Regions from separate parts of the Mus musculus genome. Here all the other regions are linked to region 1. Evidence: chromatin loops called from intact Hi-C (ENCODE). Cell type or tissue: left cerebral cortex. All regions are shown on one strand.

Region 1 (2,500 bases):
TTTTCAATTCCAAATTTTATCTGTATCGTTTAGCAAATTAAAATGTAGACAGGGTTTTCATGTTCCACATGGCCACCTGGCAGCTTTTCCTACAGCTGCGGAAGGCTGGGCCTCCTGCATAGAGGTAGCTGCCCTTCAGTCACTGATTCAATTCCCTTGGCTGGATATTGGGATTTTTTGGGGTGGGGGTGGTGTTAAGGCCAAGTGAGGAGCTGCCTAACAGGAAAAGCTGACCAGCCAGGCCAAAGGCCAAAAGTGTCTTTGACAACAGAGGGCCAGGCAGGATCACCCTTGGAAGAGCACCAAGTTCCTAAGGACAAAGGAATCTCAAGTGTTTACAAAAACAAAGGAACATGCATACTTTGGGAACTTGTTTCTCACTATCCCCTTACAGATTAAGTGGCTCACCCCTGTAATCTAAGCCTGAGGGGGAAGGGGGGACTGAGGCAGGGGGATTGCTGTAAGTTCAAGACCAGCCTGGGCTACAGAGTAACACTCCTACACAGTGTAACAGAAACAGATGGAAGAACCATCCTTCCTTCTCCCTTCGGTGATCTCATTCTTGGCCTGAGGAGTGTCATGATCATGCCCGGGGCTACACTGAGCCTTTAACTAGGTCTGGTTCTGGCAAGGAGGGCTTGGAGACTCGGGATTTGGGGGAGAGGTGCCAGGGACCGGATCTGGCAGTGAGGACTTGGAGAATTAGGATTTGGGGGAGGGGGGGTCATAAATTGCCATGGGATGAGTTCACCTTGGAAGGGGAGGGACACCCTCTTAAATTTGAAGTAGAATCAAATGTGTAGTCCTGGAGGATGGGGGGAGGAGGGAGTAAAAGGAAGAGAGAGAGAGAGAAAGAGAGAGAGAGTGAAAGAGAGAGAGAGAGAGAGAGAGTGAAAGAGAGAGAGAGACAGCGGGACAGAGAGGGAAGAGGAGGAGGGGGAACAGAAAGGAGAGAGAAGTGCTAGTTTTCAATGCTGACCACACTCAGTGTGTTCCTCCCATCTGCTGAGTTCCCCACACCCAGACTCTGCTACTTCACTAGGGTAAGCACCCGGCAGAGGGCAACAGAGACATGGAATTCCAGAACAGCACAGCCTGCTTCCTTTCCGGAGCTTATCAGTTAGCAGTGGGAGCGGCTGTGTTCTGGGAAGGAGGGTCATGCGCAGTGGCACAGCTAGAGGCATGTGAATGTCGCGTTCCTGCCAAGTGTGGCGGTAGATTTGTGAATACTAATTTACAGGACACCCGTGGGCGTGCGGGCTCTACAGAAAGACTGCTAACTCTCACACACCTGGGAGAACAGAGCTGTACCTTCTACCACCCACAAGGAGCCCCTGGGGATGGATCTTCTTGAAACTTGTAAAAAGCCTTTAAAAATAAACCATTTCCTATTGACTTTGTGTGTGTTTTCAGGTTCCTAGGACATCAGACGCTAGGAAACAACTGGATGGATAAATGCCTAGCTGTTTCTGTGCTATGAGATCAACCGCCTGGTCAGCTCCTAAGATGACCCAGTGTCCTGCCTGAGGGAATACCTTCCCTGAGGCACTCACCTGGATCGCGCTGCTGTCCTGGCTTCTGTCCCCAACACTGACCAGGGCACTGGCTGGAATGTCAGAAAGAGCTACTGCAGTGGTGCACCCTTCTGTTCACACCCTCTCCTTCCTGCCTCCTTCACCCTCTGTAGGGGCAGTGTCTTGGAAGGAGCCTCTACCTCCTCCTTGGGCTCTACCTGAGGGCAGCTGAGTAAGATGACCTATCAGGCCACCTACTGTGGGAAGAGAGTGTATACTTGTTGAATGAGCATTCACGTCATGAGCATGACCATGTCAAGAACACCAGTGCCTCAGATTCATAGGATGGCAAGGCCTTTCCCTGGTGCAAGGATGGATGTTGAAGAATGGGTGACATTTAGCTAAAAAACAGTAGTGAGTAGTGCAAACTGTACAGAGCTTTTTCATCCCAGATTACTTCATGGTCAAATCCCCTGAGGCCGTTTCTCTATAGAGACCATCTACCAAGATTAGCTGACCAGCCTCCTTGTCCATACTATATATAATAAACACACATTAGCTGGCTAGTCTCCTTGTTCATACCGTATATAATAAACACACACTAGCTGACCTGCCTCCTCATTTACTTTGTATGTAACAAACACACTGAGTAACCAAGCACATAGTGTGTCTCCATCCGAGGGCATAGCCCACAAGATCCTAACTTTACAGTTAACTTGTGTCTGATTTTCTTAATCAGGTCTCCAGTTGTATGGGCCATGGTAACCTGGGTCCAAAGGACCCATTCTTGCAGCCCAGGGTACTGAAGGCCACCTACTCCTAGGCTAGTTTTTTGTTGCCTTAGACAGACCAGGTGCAGAAGACAAGTGACCCTAACACAGTAAGTGGCCTTTAACAGAATGGGACGTCCACTCAGCCTGCTCAGAGGCCACAGAAACCTATACCAAACGCAGGGCTCACTCAGGGCCACCCTCACGTCTTCTAGA
Region 2 (2,500 bases), 95 kb after region 1:
TTCCCTCTCACGGATGTGTCAAGTTGACAAGAGACAAACCAACACTCTGAATATTTATAGTCATCTTCCCATTCATCCATACTAGGCGGACCCCAAGGCGTCCAGATGAAGCCTGGACCCATGGGGACCACTGACACCTCACACAGGCTTTTATTTCCATATATGGGGTGTGTGTGTGTGTGTGTGTGTGTGTGTGTGTGTGTTTGAGTAATGTGATTCATAAGTTAACCGCAGTTAAAGTAATAGTAACTAACAACAAAATACAATTTAACCACTGACTGTAACAGAGGTTAAGATTTTTTCATTGTTTCTGGGTTTTCCATTTGACAGTTTTGAATCATAGTCAGCTGAGGTAGAAGAACAGGAAGTCTGTGCTCAGTGGAAGACGACTGCTCAATGACTTAGTGTGTGCTGAGCTGTTAAATCCAAAAATGACCTTGGAACAATAAGAATGACTGAGAACCACAACGAGTTTAATGAGGGGTTTTTTTTTTGTTATGAAATTAAAGCATTAAAATACTTCACCATATCTTCTGCAGTGACGAAAACCCACTTATTTATTTTGATGGCTGACTCTAGCATTCAATTATGATACATTTGATCCATGGTTAATTTCCAAAACTAACATTGTGTCAAGAACTTTAGGCAATTCCAGAGACTACTGCCTAAGCAAAAGGACGTGCTCCAAACCAAATTTAAGATATAAAAATGATTTGGGTTCAAGAAAGGTTGTCTAGCTTGTCTCTGCTATAGGATGAATGAATCTGTGAAGATCTATGTTAGAATTAGTGACTTGCCAAAGAAATTCAGGAAAAGTAAACTTTATGGGCACAGTAGCAACCCTATGAATTACGACCCTATTAACTATGCAGACAACAGCATCAGCAGCACACCCAGGCACACACAGTAATTAAACTCATCCATCTGTGATACTTTGCCATGTTTTAGCCACATAAAAGCTATATTTTGGCACACCTCATTGGCTGTATGACTTTTGCATACTTAGCTTTGCAGTCCAGAGGGCCTAGGTGCTGCTGCCTTTGGAAGGCACTGGGCAGCTGGATCAGTGATAGAAGCTTGCATGCTGTGTGCTAGGCTCAATCCTAGTTTCAAAAATAGAAGGAAGGAAGGAAGGAAGGAAGGAAGGAAGGAAGGAAGGAAGGAAGGAAGGAAGGAAGGAAGAGAAAGAAAGACAGACAGACAGACAGAAAGAAAGAAAGAAAGAAAGAAAGAAAGAAAGAAAGAAAGAAAGAAAGAAAGAAAGGGAGAGAGAGAGAAGGAGGAGGAGAGGAGGAAGAGGAGGAGGAGGAAGGAAGGAAGGAAGGAAAGAAATGTTCTTCCATGTTGACAACCAGCAATCCACAAATCACTGGATTCTGTTGGACAGGCCCTCCATGGCGCCACCATGTGGCTACTTAGTACAATGACAGGAAGGTATTCCCTCAACAAGGAAATTCTGACACTTTGATCTCTGGGATGTCTTGAGAATTCAGAGAGGGAACTACTGAATACAGATGCAATCTTTACTAGTTTAGAGCATGTAAGTCCCTGAGTGATGGGCTTTACAGTCTGGGTTTGGAGAACCATTTGTGCTGGCTAAAAACATACAAAGAAAAGCTGTGTGTGTGTGTGTGTGTGTGTGTGTGTGTGTGTGTGTGTGTGTGTCTGTCTGTCTGTCTGTCTGTCTGTCTGTCTGTTTATCTGTGTGTGTATGTGTATCTGCCTATGTGTCTGTGTGTCTGTTTATCTGTGTGTGTATGTGTATCTGCCTGTCTATGTGTCTGTGTGTGTCTTTTTGTCTGTATGTGTCTGTTTGTCTGTATGTGTGTGCAGCAGGGAATAGATGGGAGAGACTGAACCTTAGAACCTGGACCAGACCTGGGATGGAGTGTTGGTGTAGGCTGTGAGATTTTGCACGTGGCTCTGAGTATCTCCAAACCTGTTTTCTCATGGGAAATGCAGGCAACTTGGATGTCACAGGGACTCTGATCCAAGCTTGGCCTGGACCCTGCCCCTTAGTAAGGGCTAGACAGTATAGCTCTTCCCCCTCTCCCTTCCTCCCCGCTCCTTCCTTCCCTTTCCCTTCCTCTCCTGCCAAGCAACCACAGAGCACCAATGGGACAGAGTGGAGACTCAGATGCCAGCCCCCAGGAGCCTGGGATCCCTACTTCCCTCTGAGATCCCCACAGTGCTCCCGTCCTGGGCTTCCCCTCCTTTGCCAGGTGCTCCTGGCTTCATTTTTGTCTTTGAGTATCTGGCACCTGATGGCCCTGTACCTTGAACTGACAAGAACACGGAAGGCCACAGAAAGATGCCTGTCCCTCCTGTGGGGCCCTCAGCTGCTTCTGTCTCAGAGGCCAGCCTCCGGGGTCCCACCCTGTCCCTGTTCCTCACCTCCCTCAAAAACTCCATTCCTTTAGTTGTTCCCCAACCCACAATTTGATTGCTGCATCCCTATAGATGGCCCGACCTGTGAGCAGATGGGCTCAGGCGGCAGCTT
Region 3 (2,500 bases), 300 kb after region 1:
CCAGAATGCTGTCCTTGGAGGGGCACAGGAGCACTAGCCACTGGGAGGCAGGTTCTGTAACTCAGGGGCTTTGTGTCCACAGGGACCACGAGGAGGGGCTGAGAGCCTGTCACACTGGGCTTCACATCTCCCTGCCTTATGCTCTCACAGGCCCTTCGACTCTATGCAGTCAAGCCTCTGTAGTCTCCTTTGAACTGAGACTATGTCCTTCATTCAGGGGATCTACAGTGAGCTGCCTAAGGTGGGGGTGAATCAGATCTCCAGGATAGCATCCTTGATGCTGGGGGAATCACAGAAGCAGACATCAAGAGGTTCAGGACCAAGAGGGAACCCAGAACCCTTAATTTTAGAGCCTGCCAGACATGGGTCCTACTCTCTCCTTCCAACCCCTCCTCCTCCTCTCTGCTTGAGCCTTCATGAGGCTCAGCCTTTGGGCTTTGCTACTTCCAAGGACTTCAGGAATCCAGGGAGTGCAGGCATCCAGGCTGGGGGTGGGGGATGGGAAAAAGGCCCACCTTCACTTTCAGGCCTGCATTTTACCTGGGGATGGCTGAGAAGTGCATGCACATGTGTGTTCACGTGTGTATGTAAGACAGGAGACATTGCCTTCTACCTTGTTTGAAGCAGGATCTCTGTTGTTCGCTCTCCATACAGCATACCAGGCTAGTCTGCCCAGGGACTGCTTGAGAGTCTGCCTGTCATCTCTCTGGGGGGCGGGGCTTGAGGATTGCAGATGCGGTCTGGGGTCCTCTTGTATGAATGGGAACATTCTACCCACAGAGACATCTCCCAGCATTCCCCTCTGTTTTAGACAAGATGGCCTGACACGATCTTCCTATCTCATCTAGTTCTGCAGTAAGGAATCATACAAATGTGTACCGTCGTGACTAGCTTTGATTTTAGCCCATTGTGGATTTGGGGTCTTCTGATTCGGGATGCTCACCGTGAACTTTCTAGTCCGATAGAACCATGGTGAATGGTGCTAAAGATGCATCGCATCTTCTTCTGCTATAGCAGAGGGGGGGGATGAATGGCCGACCCAGACTCCCTGCCTAGCACCTACAGGGCAGTGTGACATGGCCATCATTTAAGTGACACCATTAGGTGACTTGTCCAAAGGAGATACTGTGCCAGCTCCCAAGGGCAATTAAACCCCACCTCTTCTGACCTGCAGAGTTTTGCTCTTTTCACTATTGTCCACTGGGTCTGTCTGCTGCCCCCTGCTGGGTGGCACAGTCATGTTGGTGAGGAGCACAAACCTTCTAGCCAGTTGATGCATCCAGATCAAAAAATCTTTCCACACAACAAAAAAATTTAAAAATTGGGCCTGCTTGCCTTGAAGCAGGGATCCCGTGGCGGCTCTGCAGGAACTACCTGCAAGAAGGCGGAGCCAGGCACAGAGGCTCAGAGATGGAGGGCTCACCATGCTAATGGATGCCCTTGCTCTGGGTAGCCCTAGCCTTCCACATGGTAAGGTTGAGCCTCCTCACACCTAGGAGCTGCAGTCAATGGGAATGTCCCAGCAGCTCCAGGCAGAAGCAGTTTCACCCACAGGCAGCTGGTGTCAGGATTGCCTACCCGAGGATGGCAGCTGCCTAATTCCAGAGGCAGGGCCCTGGTCCACCTCTCAGCAGAATGTTCAGACCCATGTGGGGACGGGGATTTCTAGAAGACTCCAAGGGTTCTTCGGGCTCTGGGAAATGTGGTCTGCCTAGAGGTAGGTGTGTTCCTCTTTTTATTTTATTTTATTTTATTTTATTTTATTTTTTCACTTTATATCCCACTCACTGCCACCTCTCCTGGTTCCTCCCTCCTACAGTCTTTTCCTCTATCCCTCCCCTTCTCTGATAGGAGTCCCCCCACCCCAAAGTCTCTGCAGTGCTAGGTTCATCCTCTCCCACTGAGCATCATCCTCTCCCACTGAGGCCAGACAAGGCAGCCTGTGTAGAAGAACATATTCCACAGACAGGCAACGGTTTTTGGCATATCCCCCCCACCCCCCGCTCCTGTTGTTCGTGTCCCTCATGAAGACCAAGCAAGCTGCACATCTGGTACATATGTACAGGGAGGTCTAGGTCCAGCTCCTCTATGCTCTTTGGTTGGTGGTTCAATCTATGAGAGCTCCAAGGGTCCAGAGCTGTTGGACTCTGTTGCACTCTTCCTGAAGAGTTCCTGTCCCCTTCGGGACACTCAATCCTTCCCCCTACTCTCCCATAATAGTTCTCAAGCTCCAGCCACTGTTTAGCTGTGTGTGGAGCATCTGTCTGAGTCAGCTGCTGAGTGGAACCTCTCAGAGAACAGCCATGCTAGATTCCTGTCTTTGAGCATAACAGAGTATCATTAGTAGTGTCAGGGATTGGTGCTTGCCCATGGAATGGGTCTGGAGTTGAGCCAGTAACTTGTACAACCACTTTGGACATCAATTTGGTGTTTTCTCAGAAAATTAGGAATACCTCAAGACCCAGCTATACCACTCCTGGGCATATACCCAGAAGATGCT

The links. Peaks named below come from ENCODE experiments on the same cell type or tissue, not always from the same donor. Only the 100,000 strongest peaks of a DNase experiment are listed, where the experiment ranks them.
Region 2: it touches region 1 in a loop (2.4-fold over the local background); 19 of 42 quality-filtered maps call a loop at or near these places.
Region 3: it touches region 1 in a loop (2.3-fold over the local background); 18 of 42 quality-filtered maps call a loop at or near these places.

Annotation. Positions count from the first base shown.
Region 1 is chr7:64,154,505-64,157,004 of GRCm38, reverse strand. The region is part of intron 1 of Trpm1 (transient receptor potential cation channel, subfamily M, member 1); the gene reads right to left. Among named protein-coding and RNA genes, the nearest start is that of Trpm1, 1.9 kb to the right of the region's middle. In left cerebral cortex, a CTCF peak has its summit at 1,054 (motif pointing right); a DNase peak (open chromatin) is centred at 1,163; H3K4me3 peaks cover 444 bases; H3K27ac peaks cover 1,851 bases.
Region 2 is chr7:64,059,168-64,061,667 of GRCm38, reverse strand. The region is part of intron 1 of Gm20670 (a long non-coding RNA gene); the gene reads right to left. Among named protein-coding and RNA genes, the nearest start is that of Gm20670, 3.2 kb to the right of the region's middle. In left cerebral cortex, a CTCF peak has its summit at 1,404 (motif pointing left); a DNase peak (open chromatin) is centred at 1,395.
Region 3 is chr7:63,854,210-63,856,709 of GRCm38, reverse strand. No RefSeq gene overlaps it. Among named protein-coding and RNA genes, the nearest start is that of Gm39023, 2.8 kb to the right of the region's middle. In left cerebral cortex, a CTCF peak has its summit at 1,220 (motif pointing left); a DNase peak (open chromatin) is centred at 1,222.